Regions from separate parts of the Homo sapiens genome. Here region 2 is linked to region 1. The links are chromatin loops, found by intact Hi-C in ENCODE. Cell type or tissue: HCT116. All regions are shown on one strand. Links, peaks and the distances in the headings refer to the core of each region. The heading gives the core; the rest is flanking DNA.

Region 1 (8,332 bases), core at 241-8,240:
TGAGTGGTCTTCAGATCAGACGGCAGACTCCCTGTGGAGGAGAAAAAGAGTAGTTGGGAAAGTCAAGGGGGCTGTGAACTGATTCCTGTGATCCAGAGATGTCGGGGGGCTGAGCAGATGCATAGCCAAGTGTGGGACCTGGGTTCTTCCCTGAGTTCTCCAACTCCCTAACAGATTTTGAGCACCTCCCTGCCTCCTTGGGCCTCAGTTTTCCCTTATATAACTGTTCTTCCAGTCCTCACCATCTGCAGTCCCATTTTTAATGCCCTGTGCTCTCTGCTCTGGGCAAGTTTTCTGTTGAAGGTGGCAGCGGGGAGGTGTCGGCATTCTTAGGAAAGAATAAAACAATCCAGGCTGAGAAGGAACACACTTGCTCATCCAGCACAGCTGTGCTTGTGGAGTTCAGGGCTGGGTGGATTTATGAAGAATAGAGGTGTAGACTCTAGATGGTTGTCATCCCTCCTCTGAAACAAGGTATCAGGGCTGTGGGTCCCCGGAACCTGTGCTCCCCGGGCTGGAGACACCCTCCCTGTGGGGGGGTCTGTGTGCGGAGCACCATGGTGAAGCCTTCCCTATGGAGGGGAGCCCTTCAGGCTTGTGGGCTCTTTGAGGCCAAGGCCTTGATGAGGGAGACATAAGATAGGAGAACAAGGAGGTATATGCAGCTTCAAAGGGGCCTGATTCTGTACCCCACCTTGGGCCTGACCCAACTCTGTCTTTTGTCGGGAGATATCTGAAGAACTCTGTGTGGCCGCTGACTCCCTGTGAGTGCTTGGGAAATTCCTCTAACCCCTATGAGCCTCCATTTCTTCATTTATCAAATGGGCTAACAATGTTTATCTCATAGGGCTGAGTGCTCCTCAGGTAAGATAATGTTCATAAACCAGCTGTCTGTATCAGAATGTCCCAGGAAGATGTCAGCTGCTATTATTCTTTGTTCTCAGGTTGATGTACACAGAAGCAATACATCTCAGTTGAGACGAATTCTGTCCTAAGGTGTGAGTTTCTGTGTTCCTGCTTATATGAGATTGTTTTCTCTGTATCCTAGGCATGTTCTTCAGGGGGCTGTGACTTGGGGTGCAGTGGAAGAAGGGGGCTTATCAGCAGGAAACTATCTCCAGAGTTGCCAGAAATCTGGATTAGGATCTACAGAAAATGTTGTCTGTCAGGTAGTCTGGAACTACAGATAAACAATACTGGGGTCAGAGGCCATGCGAACTATGAGCAGAAATAAATGGCCACTGGGGAACTTACATCTGTAAATTGTTGAATTTCAGATGCACTAGCTCATGCATGTCATATGTACATGCATCATCTGGTTACGCTTGTGTCATTACATTATATCAGGTGACCGCATACCCATTCTGATAGCCCACAGGAACCCCAAAGGCTGACCCCAGGCTGTGCAGTGCTTAGCAGGGGCTCCGGGTCTTTCCTGGGGTGTTCTTAACTATAGCACCACCAGTCAATGTTGATGTGTGAGCTGGGATGTTTCCCTCATTCATAGTCCTGCCCTACTTGGCAGGACTGGGAGGAAGGAGTCTGAGGTTCTAGTCCCATGGCAACAGTTTTCTTGTATCATTTTAGAAATGTCTCCCTCCTTCTGTGGACCTCAGTTTCTTCTTCTGTAAAATGGGTTCCTAATCCCTTCCCTGCCCACCTTGGAAAGTGGCAATGAGGCTCTAATTGAATAATATAATAGATGTGAAAGTGTTTTAAGAAAGCTGAAAAAACCTGATACACTTATAAGAGTGAGGAGAGGGAGGATGGGAGGTGGATAAAGAGGAAGCAGATCCTGATCACTGCAGGTTGTGTTGTTAAGCCAGCCTCTCACCTGAATCTGTTTTCTCTCCATCATCCCCTCCAGGGTTTGGCAAAGATGATTACAAGAAGACGCCGCGGAAAGAGAAGGGGAAGCTGCAGAGTAACCTCCGTGAGGAGCAGCAGAGGTGGAGAAGGTGGTGAGTCTCCTGGACCCCTACTGGGTCAGAACAGTCAGGAGGTGAGGCTTATTGGTCATAGCCACCAGCCCGTATGGATGTCTTGCTGGAGTGACTGCGCTGCCCAGGTCGGGCTGATCCTAGTAAGTAGGTGTCCTGGGAAGAGGAGAAGCTGGCTTTGCTCAGGGATAAGAGGACCCAGGAACAGTGCTATTGGCCATCTGAAGTGACTTTGGTGCTTCATGAATAAACCAATCAACATTAAATAGCTATATGGATGGATTCAAAACCCACCTATAGAAATTAACAAGTTGGGCTGAGAGGCCTGGGAAAAGGGACTGTGGCTTCATAGGGCAGTGGTGACTTTATGGCCACTGTTCCTTTCTCCAGAGCTGAGGAACTTGGCTGCTGATTCCGAGCAGAGTTGGGGAAAGAGTTCCCGCTCCATCAAAGAGTCATTTGTCTAAGTCCGGTGTCTAAGAAGTGGTATTCCCAGAAAACATTCTCCTTTCTCTCTGGACATGTATCTTCCAAGGAAACATCTCTTTAACCTGTGTCGTTGCCTTCTGGTTGGAGCAGCTTTGGAGATGTCCTAAGGTAGGAAAAGTTAGTTTTCCCCTTCCACTCCCACAGATTTTCTCTGGTTGCTTCTTTCTCCTCTATCCTCTCCTTTCAGCTCCTCAATGCCTGGGGCCCTCTCCCTCCTTCTACCTTTATCACGCTCTCTGGAAAGTATCTGATAGCAGCTGTTTATATTTTAGGGTGAATTAGGTTAAGGCCGTAGGCTTCTAAAAGCTACTGTCGGAATTTGGACTAAAGTATCTGTTTCCCCAGTGCCATGTTTCCTTCACTGTCCCAGGTCATACTTCTCTGTCATTGCTTCTCAGCGTAGCTCCCTATAATAACTTGTTTTCCTGTTTAGTGCCCTGTGCATGTTCCATACCTAGCTGGGTCTGGGGAAGGGGGAGGTCCTCTGAATGCAGTGGGGGCTCCAGATATGGTGGGAGGACCTAGCCTAGCCCCAGGACCCTCATGTGGACATGATGTCTCCCTGGCAGGAGGACAAAGGCAGTGAGACGGACAGCAGCAGCAGTGACAAGGAGCTGGCAGGAGTGCTGGTAAAAGGCATCAGACTGTGGTCTTGGACCCAGTACTCTGAGAGCACACAGGGAAACTGAGTCCTGGAGGGTGAAGGAACTTGCCAGAGGTCATGTCAGGAGTCATAGGAGAGCTGGGTTGGGCCCCAGAGCTGCTAAATCCCAGGGCAGAAGTGAACTGAGTGGTGAGGCATAGGACAAGCTCTGGCCAAAGGGCTGATGTCACCCCAGGGTGGGTGGAGAGAGTGCTCAGTGTCACACAGGGAATCAGAGCAGGGTCAGACTCAGACCAGGGTCCCTTGACTCCCAGCACAGTGCTCCTTCCACTGCCCTAAGCAGCCTGAGTTTTCTGACCTTGAGTCTGGAACCTCTGTCTAGAAGAAAACTTTGGGTCTCTCTAGAGAACCACCTATACCTTTGAAACAGACACTGTAGAATTACGTGTGGGACCGCAGAGATTGGCGTGGTTCCCAGCCCTGCCCCTGAGCAGATGGGGGACCTTGAGTACATCTCTTACTGCCTTTGTGGCTTTAGTTTCTGCTCTGTAGCCCTAGAATTAAAAATTCGACAAATAAAACTGTTTCGGATTCCAGGGCATTTGGCTCCATCTTCTGGTCAGTTTTTGTCACTGTAGCTTTTTGCAGCATTGCCTGCCATCCAGTGTGACCTGAGAATTTTGAGGCTTCTAGGAAACTTTCTGGCTGTGGTGGGTGGGAAGTGGAATAGGACAGCAACAGAGTTATCCTAAAAGTCTAGGGAATTTCTGTGGTCTTTGGGTCATATTGGCGCATGTTATTCAGCCTTCTGCTGATAGTGGCTCGGTAGAGAGTCAGGGAGGCAGCCAGTGATGGACAAGCCCAAGTGTTAGAGGAGGAAGGTACATTGGAGAACAGTGAATGTAACCTCCTCAATGTACAGGTGCAGAAACTGAGGCAACCTTCACCTGTGGAGAAGTAGAGTCTTGCTTCAGGTCACACATGTAGGTTCCAGGTTTCCTGACACCCAAATCCATACTGTCCCCCACTCTGTCTTGCTGCCTCCTCTTTCTCCCAGCTTTCTATCCCAGCTGATTACCTCTTCCCCTTGCTTCTGAGACAGGGCCATCAGCCTAACAAGCACACTGCTCCATCCACTTGCTACCACAACAACCCACTCCCTCCTGGTCCCAGCTCCAGCCCTCATGAGGTGGAGTGCTCCCCTCCCACCCGCCCATCTCTCCAAGCCACAGCTTTCCTGGAGGAAATGGAATGAGGACATGGAAGGAAGAGGGAGGCAGAGGCCTACATTCTCCTCCAGCTCTGCCCTTTTTCCAGCCCAGCCTCTTGGATCCTCAGTCTTTCCATCAGGTACACAATCAGCTCCATGAGATTACTGAGATTAAATGGATGGTTGGTGTGAAGGTGCTTTGTGAATTCTTGAGTCCCCTGTTAAAATAGAAATTCAGATATGTCTGGGTTCTTCTCAAGCCACATAAAACCCCAGGTGCTGATTGGTACCAACTTAGCCCAGGTGCTATGGATCCTCAGAGGAGGGAGATGCATGGAAGCTGGAGGAATTTGAAGGCTTCAATGAGAGGGTAGTACTTTATTTTTCAGCCCAGAACGTATCTCGGAGGCATTCCCACTGACCCAGAGTCCAGTCTTTAAAAGCTCAGCTGTAATGGAAGAGGCACAGGAGGATTAATTGACTCTTGTATCCTCCCTTCTCTTCTCTGGAGATAAGATGTATGGCCTCTAGTTTATTTATTTATTTATTTATTTATTTTTTAATATGTGTATATTTTTATTATACTTTAAGTTTTAGGGTACATGTGCACAACATGCAGGTTGGTTACATATATATACATGTGCCATGTTGGTGTGCTGCACCCATTAACTCGTCATTTAACATTAGGTATATCTCCTAATGCTATCCCTCCCCCCTCCCTCCACCCCACAACAGGCCCCAATGTGTGATGTTCCCCTTCCTGTGTCCATGTGTTCTCATTGTTCAGTTCCCACCTATGAGTGAGAACATGCGGTGTTTGGTTTTTTGTCCTTGTGATAGTTTGCTGAGAATGATGGTTTCCAGCTTCATCCATGTCCCTACAAAGGACATGAACTCATCTTTTTTTATGGCTGCATAGTATTCCATGGTGTATGTGTGCCACATTAATCCAGTCTATCGTTGTTGGACATTTGGGTTGGTTCCGAGTCTTTGCTATTGTGAATAGTGCCGCAATAAACATACGTGTGCATGTGTCTTTATAGCAGCATGATTTATAATCCTTTGGGTATATACCCAGTAATGGGATGGCTGGGTCAAATGGTATTTCTAGTTCTAGATCCCTGAGGAATCACCACACTGACTTCCACAATGGTTGAACTAGTTTACAGTCCCACCAACAGTGTAAAAGTGTTCCTATTTCTCCACATCCTCTCCAGCACCTGTTGTTTCCTGACTTTTTAATGATTGCCATTCTAACGGGTGTGAGATGGTATCTCATTGTGGTTTTGATTTGCATTTCTCTGATGTGTATGGCCTCTAGTTTAAAGAGTGAAGCCCAGAGAAAGAGGTAGACATTGAAACCTTTCCCCACTTGGATCTTCAGCTCCCAGTGCAGTCTTGTTTCTGTTAGAACTTCAGAGTGCTAGAGAAATAGAGAATGAGAAGGGTAGCCCTGCCTTTCTTGTGTGCCCTCAAAGGCAGGGAGAAGACTGCCCTCCACAGAAAGCCCAGTTCCTAGTAAGGCAGCTCTAATCCTTTGAAAAGTCTCACTCAGCATTTCTCAAGGGTGGTTCTGAGACCCCTTGCACCAGAGTCACTGGGGGTGACTTACTGAATCAGACCGTCTGGGATGGACCTGGGAATCTGCACCTAAAACAGCCTCTGCAGATGAGGCACGTTGAACTTCAGGAACCACAGATCCCCTTCTCTGGCATCTCAGGAATAACAGCCCCTTGCTCTAGAGACAGTTCTTACCAACTCTTGCTTACAGGACATGATTTTCTCTTTTTTAAATGTTCTGCTTCCTTGCCATTTTCCACGTTCTCTGTTTTTCCTAGTCTCTATGTTTTTTTTTTTTTTTTTGAGACAGAGTCTCTCTCTGTCACCCAGGCTGGAGTGCAATGGTGCAATCTCAGTTTACTGCAACCTCCACCTCCCGCGTTCAAGCAATTCTCTTGCCTCAGCCTCCCGAGTAGCTGGGATTACAGGCGCCTGCCACCACGCTTGGCTAATTTTTGTATTTTTAGTAGAGATAGGGTTTTGCCATGTTGGCCAGGCTGGTCTTGAACTCCTGACCTCAGGTGATTTGCCCTCCTTCCTTGGCCTTCCGAAGTGCTGGGATTACAGGCATGAGCTACTGCGCCTGGCCTCTATACCTGTTTTGTAAGTAGAATATCATAGAATTTGGGGGGCTAGAAGTATTTGTAACAGGGTACCTTATCCAATTCCTCATTTTCTAGCTGGAATATTTTAGACACAGCAGGGTAGTTCCTGGCCTCAGACCACACAGTGCTAATAGGAGACCCAATCACCTGACTTCGAATTGAGTACTCTTTTCACCATGCAGTTCTGTCCTGCTGTAGGAGCCACACTTTAGGGTGAGTGTCCATCCCAGACCCCTTCTTAGATGAAGGAATGGACCCCTGAAGCTATCTTGGTGACTCTCCTTGGCTGAAACTGTTAGACCAGGAATGGTCATCTTGAAAGGGAGTTATCACTGGGCGTTGGAACTAAGAGGTCAAGTAGACTCCAGGGTTGAGGTGGTAATTTTCTTTCTCTCACCACCTCGAGGGTTGAGGTGGTGACAGAAAGGGTGAGGATGGAGAGAGGAGATGGGGAGAGACAGGGAGAAAATCACATACATTCAACAGGGAGAAAGACACAGAGACACACACACAGAGACAGGGAAACAGAGAGAAAGACACCGAGCGAGACACACAGAAACACAGATACACACACACAAGAGAGGAGGAAGAGAGAGACACACAGGAAGCAAGAGACTGAGTAAAGATGGGGGGAGGAGGCAAAAAGGGAAAACACATTCACAAAGAGATGGAGAGAGACAAAGAAATATAAGCTCAGACACACAGGGAGAGAGAGACTGGAATAGAGAATCCAGATTGATTCAGAGAGAAAGAGATAATGAAAGAGAAAAAGTCAGAGAGACAGAGACAGAGCGCCTGCCCTGGCACTAGGTGTTTTTCCAGTTTTTCCCAAGGCCCAGCTGACCTTCTTGCTTTTGCCTTCTCCAAGACACCCCCAAATCTTCCCAAGAAACTCTGACTCTTGAACGGGCCTCAGTAGGTTTCTTTTTCTTGCAAAGACATGGTTCTCAACCAACCCAGCCTTGGAGGGACTTTGAGGAGGGGCCCTCACAGATACAGCAGGGAAGCAAATGTTGCAAGCTGGGGAAGCAAATGCTCCATTCTGCTCAACAGATCGTCTGTCACTTCTCGTTATCTCCAGGACCTGGAGATGACTCTATTCCTCAGCCAAACATCAACAAAGCCGCCAACTCCCAGTGGTTGGTTTGGTGTCTTGTCAACAGCAATCTTCTTGGAACAAACTCTCTGCTCACATGGAGCAGAGTTAATTAGGCTTGGGCTGTGCTCATTGGCACCTGCAGGCCTTTGCTGACTGATGCTTTTCCTGCCCTAGGACTGCACTTACTTTCCTCTCTGCTCATGCTTGACCCAGCTAACCTTCCCACTCCCAGTGAACCTGAGGCACACACGAGTCCTTCCCTTTGTAAACTTTCCTAGTGCCTACTGTCTCTCTTCTGTCCTTTGTCCATTTTGCTCCACAATTATGTACATAAAGGACTGTATTACTAAGTCATGAGATCCTCAAGTTACCATGTGCGTGGAAAAATCACTAAATTCACATCTTTTCAGATAATAAAGGCCATTAACAATATGGAAGTTTATTTGGATGCTATGAATCTTTCAGGTGCTGGTCTAAGCACTTGTTACTTAGTAATTCATTTGATCCGTTCACAGAACAGGGACCTAGGGCCCAGAAAAGTTAAGAAACTTGCTGAAGGTTAGATCTTCAGTAAATGACAGAGGACAAAGATTTCACGGCCCTGTTCTTCTGCCTTCCCATGTCGCTGGCCAGAGCCTCAAAATCTGCCATTGTAATTTTGTCCTTTTACTTTAAGGCTGTAATTCCTATAAAGTATAGGTTTATTTTTATTTCATTATTTATTTATTTATTTTTTCTGGCAGAAGGATAGCTGAGGAAAAGAAGGAAGGGAAGGCTTCCCAGATCATCATAAATTACCTCCTTTAGAGCTAAAATGTCTGAAAA
Region 2 (8,332 bases), core at 69-8,068, 490 kb before region 1:
CCAAAAAAATCAGCCAGGCATGGTGGTGGTGCACGCCTGTAGTCCCAGCTACTTGGGGGACTGAGGCAGGAGGATCACTTCAGCCTGGGAGGTTGAGGCCACAGTGAGCCAAGATCGCACCACTGTACTCCAATCACCTGGTGACAAAGTGAGACCCTGTCTCAAAGAAAAAAAATTATATATGGTCATAGTTACAGATATGTGTGTATAAATATACATGTATACTATGTATATAAACATATATCTATACAGATACATATTCCATATAGTTGTATATAGATACTCTGTATACATATGTTTACATATATAGTATTTCTAAGCTGATATGCATATCTTTCTATGTCATTAAACATTATTTTACAATTATGACATATGTATAATGCTTTCAAGACCAGTCTCCTAGTATTTGATATATAGGCTGTTTCCAGTTCTTCACTGTTCTAAACAATGCTCTTGCGAAATATTATCTTACTCAAGTATTAGGCAGCATGACATAGTGGACGCTGGAACCTGTGTGACTCATCCCCACCGTTTCCTGGTGACCTTGGGCAAGCCACTTCACCCTTCTAAACGATTTTTTCATCTATAAAATGGGGATAATAATAATACTCATCTCATAGGGTTATCAAGGCATGTACAGTGCTTACTTACCATTGGGACTGTCACATTGTAAGTGCTCAGTGAAAAAACAGTACCAATTCGGGAGGCGGAAGATGAAGATTTTCTCTGTCTTCTCCACTACCAGTGTGACTTTGTATATCACTGTTTCATAGCGTGACAAAAACTCACAGAAGTGATGGATGACAGCGCTGTACAACACTTTAAGTGCTGCTCAAATTTAAGGTTGTATTATTGTTGTTGCTTTTACTTCTCTTACTACTTTCTATATGTTTCGGGAATATGTAAAGTAAACTATGCAAGCAGGTAGTAAGTGCTTTGAAGGCACTTAAAAATGCTTTGCTATTTTACAGTTACGGTGAAAATGATTTGTGTTCATTATAACCAGTTTAGATGATACCAAGAAAGCACAAAGAAGAGAGTCAAATTTACTCCAAAATCACCAACCAGGACTAACCATGGTTGCCATATCAGTTGTGGTCTTTCTTAACTGGCTACCCTTGTGGTGCCCAGGGCAGAACAGGGCAGGCTTCAGCTGTTTAATAAATGTCTGTTGACCTCAACCAGATCGACTGTTAACAGCAGCATGCTCCAGTTCTCTCCCTCTCAGCCAACCTCTGACAGTTTCATTAACCCCATTAAATCATGCAGGTGCCTTTACACCTCCTGGGCTTGTTAATCTCTGTTCAGCTCTGGTAAGTTAAAACCTGGCTAGAAGGTTGGATGTACCTTGTTAACCTCCATTAAACCCTATTAAATTTCTTAACTAGAGTCCTAGTGACTTCTCAAAATCCCTCATTAAAGTTTAGTAAATCCAGTTGATTGGGACAAGGGTAACTGTTGTAGCTGCGCTGCTTCAGAGCTTGGCATTCTGAGTTCTTGGACGGTGGGGTTGACAGCAGTATCCCTAGAGCGAGGCAAGCCTTGGGGATCCATCCTGGGAGTGCCTTTACCTCTTTGGCTCTCATTGTTACTGGGGCAAGTTCCTCAGCTTTTCTGAGACTGTATTTACATCTCTATAAATTGGAGTTAATAATAGTTCCTACTTTGTATGATTGTAGTGAGATTAAATGAATTAATGCACATAAAACTATTAGCCATTGTCTGGCATGGACTCTGTACTTGATAGCTATTATTATTCCTGAATATAGAAGATCTTTGTAGACAAAAAACTGTTGAGTACACAGAAGACTCAGTCCCAGTACTAAATAAATATAGTGTCCTCCTCTGTGTCAGGTCTTGGGCTGGAATGGTGGGTTATTTTCATTCTGGTTTTCTGCAGACTGAAGATCATCCATTTGAATGACAACAGTGTCAGCCACTCTGTTTGCTCAGACTCTGCCACTTCTGAGCTGTTTGATGCTGAACGTAACATAGTTATAATACTTTCTTGACCAGGGCCTTAGGGGATTGGACTCAGTGGTTCCTAAACCTGGATGTGCAGATAAATTTCTGAAAGGATTTTTTTTTTTTTTGAGATAAGAATCTTGCTCTGTCGCCCAGGCTGGAAGTGCAGTGGTGCAATCTTGGCTTACTGCAACCTCCGCCTCCTGGGTTCAAGCGATTCTCCTGTCTTAGCCTCCCTAGTAGCTGGGATTACAGGCATGTGCCACCATGCCCAGCTAAATGTTTTTGTATGGTAGAGGCAAGGTTTCGCCATGTTGGCCAGGCTGGTCTCGAACTCTTGACCTCGAGTGATCCACCCACCTCGGCCTCCCAAATTGCTGCGATTATAGCATCCGAGAGGATTTTATAAAACGCGCCCAGCATCCGAGAGGATTTTATAAAAACATAGTTTCCTGGGCTTCACTTGAGAAAATTCTCATGAAAGAGAGCTCAAGGGGAACTTTTAACTAGTATTTGAACAGGTGATACTGAAGCTGTTCATCTCTGTGCTGGGATTGGGAAACCTCTGGACCAGATTGGTGCTTCTCAACTTTATTGAGCTTAAGTCTTACCTGGAGAAATTTTAAAAATCATTATTACTGGGACTTAGACCCTGAGCTTTTCATTCTGAGGATCTGGAATGGGGGCCCAGGAATTGGCATTGCAACAGAGTGCTTAGGGGATTCTGATGGGGGTAAGGGGTGGCAAGTGCCACACTTTTTTTCTTTTTGAGATGGAGTCTTGCTCTGTCGCCAGGCTGAGTGCAGTGGCACGATCTTGGTTCACTGCAACCTCCGCCGGGTTCAAGCGATTCTCCTGCCTCAGCCTCCTGAGTAGCTGGGACTACAGGTGCGTGTTACCATGCCCAGCTAATTTTTGTATTTTTAGTAGAGACAGGGTTTCACCATGTTGGCCAGGATGGTCTTGATCTCTTGACCTTGTGATCCGCCCGCCTCGGCCTCCCAAAGTGCTGGGATTAAAACACCGGACCTCAGATGATCTGATATTCGATGTCCTAAAGCTCTATTTTGAAAAGAAAATAAAAGGGTGTTGGGTTCCTCGTGAAACTTCTGTTCTAATAGCATATTAACATGTGGGTTCATCTCCATCTTTCCATTAAATTGATATCTGTGGATCATCAAGGGATGTTTACTGCAGCAGGGGGTCAGCCAGTTTTCAAAGTGTGGGGACAAAGCACCCCTTTGCCATTCAGTGTGTGAGGACAGCAGGCAGGCCCCCATGGTTAGACACAGTATAAAAGAATGGGAGAGGCCGAGTGCGGTGGCTCACGCCTGTAATCCTAGCACTTTGGGAGGCCAAGACGGGTGGATCACGAGGTCAGGAGATCGAGACCATCCTGGCTAACACGGTGAAACCCCGTCTCTACTAAAAATACAAAAAATTAGCAGTGGTGGGCGCCTGTAGTCCCAGCTACTCAGGAGGCTGAGGCAGGAGAATGGCATGAACCCGGGAGGCGGAGCTTGCAGTGAGCCGAGACTGCGCCACTGCACTCCAGCCTAGGTGAAAAAGTGAGACTCCGTCTCAAAAAAAAAAAAAAAAAAGAAAAAAAAGAATGGGAGGATGGCAGAGGAGGGGAAGCAACTACTTATGCTAAGAAACACAGTATGAAAACTGGAACTTCCTTTGCTTTCTAAAGCAACTCAGGGACCCTGTAAATGATGGTGTCCTTCAGCAACAATCCATCACTAATTCTGTGAGCTCCTTGGTGAGAGCCAGGACTTCCTGTCCTCTCAAATATCTCATGAAAAGCCACCCTCCACACTCCTTACAGGGGAGTGGAATGGGAGAGGAGAAGGATGTGGGAAGGAAAGGATCTGCACTTTTAAAATTTCTGTAAGGCTTAAAATTTTAGAGCTAAGATGTATTACTTCTATGTAACTAATATGATAAAGACAAATATTTATTGCACTTCTCCCTTTTCATTCTGCTGAGGACAAAGCTGTGGTAAAGTGGCACTAGAGACAGGCTTGAAGTGGGAGACCTGAACTTGAGGCTTGCCTTTCTCTTCTCTAGCACTGTGAGGACAGGCGAGAGGCGTCATCCGGTAGCCTCAGGGACCTCCACCAGGAACGTGCAGTCATACTGCCCTGGCTTCTCAAGCTGTAGTATCCCTAGGGAATTTGCTACTATGCAGATTCTGATTCAGTAGACGGCCAGCAGGAGGGGCTGGGAGATTCTGCATTTCCAACAAGTGCCCAGATGATGGACCAACTTTAAATAGCAAGACTCTACTGTAGGTGAAGAAACTCCAGGTCACACGCTGTTAAAAATGTCTTTGAGACATTTAAACATTGGGATGTTTACATGAAGATCTGAATTTCCAGCTTCTCCAGTCAAATTGCAAGACCCGGTCACACAGGGCTGGTGTGCCCATAAGGCTACAGTAGCGGGGAGCTGAGTAGTGGCTGCCCTTAGAAGGGACCTGAGTTTTCCAGTTTGCAGCTCACCCTCTGCAGATATTTCAATGTGCAATCAATCCTCCATACAGTTTATTTAGATGGAGAACTGAAGACCCAGAGAGAGAACTCTATTTGCCCAGTGCATCCAGTACACTACATGGAAGTTGAGCTCCAGACTCAGGCTGTTGGACCCAGTCAGTCTCTTTCCAGGTGAGTGAATGGGATAGCAGTACTGGAACTTGGGCCTAACCTTCTGGGATCTAAACTCAGTGTGCACTGGGGATGTAGGTGCTAGTATTTGGAGCTGGGAGGAAAGACCACTGTCATTAATCACTGTAATACACTGCCAGGGGCCAAATGTGGAAGTGAAAGCATCTGAATTCTATATAAAAATTCAAAGGGAAGACAGAGGGTCTCTTACTCATTCAGATTATTTATTAAGAGCAAAAGTCGGGCCATCCCATCGTGTGATATTGCAACATGAAAAGTCACATACATACTAAGGAGACCCCACAGAATTGAGAGCCTTTCAACAGTACAGAGCCATAGATTACGAAGTTAAAATACAAATGATCCCCCAGATTTGGCAGGAAACAAGTACAATATGAGGAGGCCTGGAATGGAAGGGCACTTACTTTTCAATAAGGCAGTTACAAAATGGGAAAAAAAACCCCCAAAACCTTGTACCCCAAAATATACTCTGATGAGCGTAGCAGACAATAGAAATGTAAAAGAAGGATCCTGTATAACCCTCTGTCATTGGCAAATGTGTGCATTAAGTGAAAGCAACTGAAGGGTTTGTGTTTTAAGATGCAAGCTAGATGAAACAACTGACTGTAGACATTTCTACCTCAAGAACAGTTCATATCTTGCCCTAGGCTGGGTTCTACCTCAAAACACCAGACCCACTTTACCATTTCTAACCATAAACTTGGAAACAGTCTATAATACAATGAAAGGAATAAAAAGGCACCCCTAGAGCACCATGCTTCCCAAGGCATGATCTTGAGCTCATCTGCCCTTCGGTTCGACTGCCCAGCTCAGTAACAGGGACCAGGAGCCAGGGCCAGCTGAATTACACAACCTCAAAGGATCGCCTGGAAGGCAGATATCTGACCAAGAGATCACAGACCAAGCACATTTCATGAGAATTTAAATGCTAGGACAATACTACCTCTCCCAATAGGGCTTTTGAACCCTGGTTTTAAATAACAGGCTAGATCTGTTTTCCCTTACCACTCATTTTGCAAAACTCAACTGGCCTAAACATTTCGCTCAATCTTGAGTTCTGCAGGTTGGTCCCTGAGAGCTAGGTTGGCCTTGGGAATTTCTGCTCAATTTTAAGTTCTCAAGAATCTGAGGGCAGCCGATTTAGACTGAATTAGAGTCATCCTATAGGTCAGAAAGAAAGAATGCTAGACAGGTCAAGAGGGCCAGAGGTTGGTTCTGATAATGCCATATGACCTCAGGCACATCTTTTTGAGTTTTAGTTTCCCCATCTCTAAAAACGGATGATTGGACAACAGCAAGCTTAACAGACTTTCCACCTTGAAAATACGGCACTTCTCTGACGCTTAGACCTTAAGTCCTGAAGCGTTGTTTTCTCAGCAAAAACAGTGCAAAGTCCTTACAGGAATCTAAGGTACAAGCCCTGGGCAACCATGAAAACTTTAAACTTCATGCAAAGCAACGAAGTTATAAATCCTCCAGCTGAACAATTTCCTGATGATGTGAGCATCCGTTTTTGTGGGGCAAGCACAGAACTGAGTCCTCATCTGTCTGAGGTTTAGCAGGCTGCTAACATCTTCTCATCCCCCTCTCCTCTCCCCAAGCTTTGGCAGAAACAAGCCAGCCAGTAGGGTTTTCTCAACATTCTCCAACAAGGAACTGAGTGGACTAATACTCAGGGGTAAGGACAGTGTACCAAAGTGTCCATGTCCTAGCATTGTTTCTTTCCAAAAGGCAAACGCTATGCTTTGGGACAGTGCCAGCAATTAGGTGCTTTGCCAAAAATAACTTGTCCCATGTGGCCCCCATGGGGCAGAGACTAAGATGGAAATTACAGAGAACATAGAAAAGCCAGAGGTTTACAAAGAACAGGCTTCTCCACGAGGTAGTGGGTTCTCTGTCCTCGGAGGTGTTTAAGTCCAGACTGCTCAACCCCTTGGTGGGATGGTTGTAGGCAGAATGTCAGCACCTATGTGGAGACTAGACTGGATGACTTAACAGCCCTTTCCCAACTTTGAGATCCTGTCATTGTAATGACTGAGAGCGCCTTTGGATGACTTCCATGAAGCAACTGCTCTGGGCAACAGCCTCCCTCAATAGGCAAGGCCCCCAGAGTAAGCTCCTTCTTCCATCCTCTCCCTCCCAACAGGCAGTTGCCCTGCAGGATATTAACAAAAAGCTTCCCACAAAATAAAAAGCCTAAACACCAAAATTAGATGCAACACTGCAGCTGCAAACAATTGTTACTATCTGTTCTCTGAAAGGCTAGCAGTGACTATTTAGCTATGACAGGAACATCTAAAAACTTGGCAGCTGTAACATGTAAGTAAAATTCCTCTTCATTTTACAACACCGGTCTTGAATCCTTTGGTTTTTAATCTTTCATGAGATTCAGCTGTGATCTTTTTTTTTATATGCTGTTGCCAACCTAAGAGTTTGTTCCTTGAAGCAAGAAGTTTGTCCATTGGTTTTTAAAACATCTTAAAACAACATGAATGGCAGGATACTGATGTTTCCATGTGAGAACCTTCAGGGCATATCAAAGAACCATACCAGGCTGGAACTGAGGCAGGAACCATACTCTTTAAGAAGACAACGCCAGTTCTGGATTTCAAATTCCAGTTTTGCCCAGAAGCACCAAGAGGAAAGAAGGCAATGCTGCTACGTCACAGGTGGAGAGAAGCGCAAGAGTCCTTGATGGATGGTATAAAAATGGAGCAGCCAAGATGAACATTGCTTTCCCCACACCCCACTGCTCCCTGAAGCCAGACCCCGTTGCTCTGGAGGGCCTGGCCACTTCTCACAGGCAGGAGTCCCTTGCCCACAGATAGAGCCACCAGAAACTGCAGAAGAGGCTAAGGCGAGTGGTTTAGTGGTTTGATGAAAGAACAGATTTCTGGACATAAGAAAAACATAGGTTCAAATAGCTTTGTCTTTTCTCTCACCTGACCTGTTGAAAGGTCAGATTGAAAAGGTTGAAAAGATGCCCACAACCTCCACTTTCCACAAGCACCTCTCCTTAGAGGAAAGACAAGGGACCCAAGTACACACACAGCATCTGGCTGAAGGTAAAACATTTCCCCAGGTTTCGCTTTGGAATAAAGATTCTTTCAGACACAATTGAACAGATGGATCCTACCATCATATATTCTTGTGCAGAAGCTATTGTCTCTCTCAACTGGGAAAACAGATTTGCTGCTAAAGAAATAGTGATGTGACCTACACGCCCACAATTCTGGTTTACGTATCAGAAAAATACACTTTTTTACTCATTAAGATATGGACATTTCCATGGAGCAAGTTAACAATGCCTTAACCTGCAGGCCCCATCTGCCCCTCAGCCTTCTTGATGCCTGTATCAACATCCTTCAGCTGTAAGCAGGGAGAGAATCTCTAAACACATAGTGAATGTGAATGACTGAAAACACTCACAGAGCACTGGACATGCCATCCACAGCCAGGAGGCATACCAAAATAGGATGCCCTCACAGTCCAGAGTATATTCTATATACAACCATTTATATATATTTAATTTAAAAGGCTGCAATCTGCTAGACATGCATTTTGAACACAGGCGAAAGCTTTGCTGCAATGGAACATACTGCATTTTAGTGAGCGTGGTGACCCTGTCCCCATTCCACAGAAAGCGTGGTACTCTGCTCCACAGAACTGAGACCTTT

The links. Peaks named below come from ENCODE experiments on the same cell type or tissue, not always from the same donor. Only the 100,000 strongest peaks of a DNase experiment are listed, where the experiment ranks them.
Region 2: a loop joins it to region 1, with 5 times the contacts of the local background. A loop is called at or near these places in 12 of 110 quality-filtered maps.

Annotation. Positions count from the first base shown.
Region 1 is chr5:153,969,892-153,978,223 of GRCh38, reverse strand. LOC107986464 (a long non-coding RNA gene) reads left to right here and starts at 4,261. Exons shown (of 3, transcript XR_001742937.1): 1 at 4,261-4,383. It overlaps LOC107983980 (a long non-coding RNA gene), which reads left to right and starts at 1,035. Exons shown (of 3, transcript XR_001742534.1): 1 at 1,035-1,169; 2 at 1,868-1,961; 3 at 2,331-4,190. In HCT116, for the core only: a CTCF peak has its summit at 3,648 (motif pointing left); a DNase peak (open chromatin) is centred at 3,663; H3K27me3 peaks cover 268 bases.
Region 2 is chr5:154,457,559-154,465,890 of GRCh38, reverse strand. It overlaps SAP30L (SAP30 like), which reads right to left. Exons shown (of 4, transcript NM_024632.6): 4 at 4,838-8,332. Among named protein-coding and RNA genes, the nearest start is that of SAP30L, 16 kb to the right of the region's middle. In HCT116, for the core only: a CTCF peak has its summit at 4,180 (motif pointing right); a DNase peak (open chromatin) is centred at 560.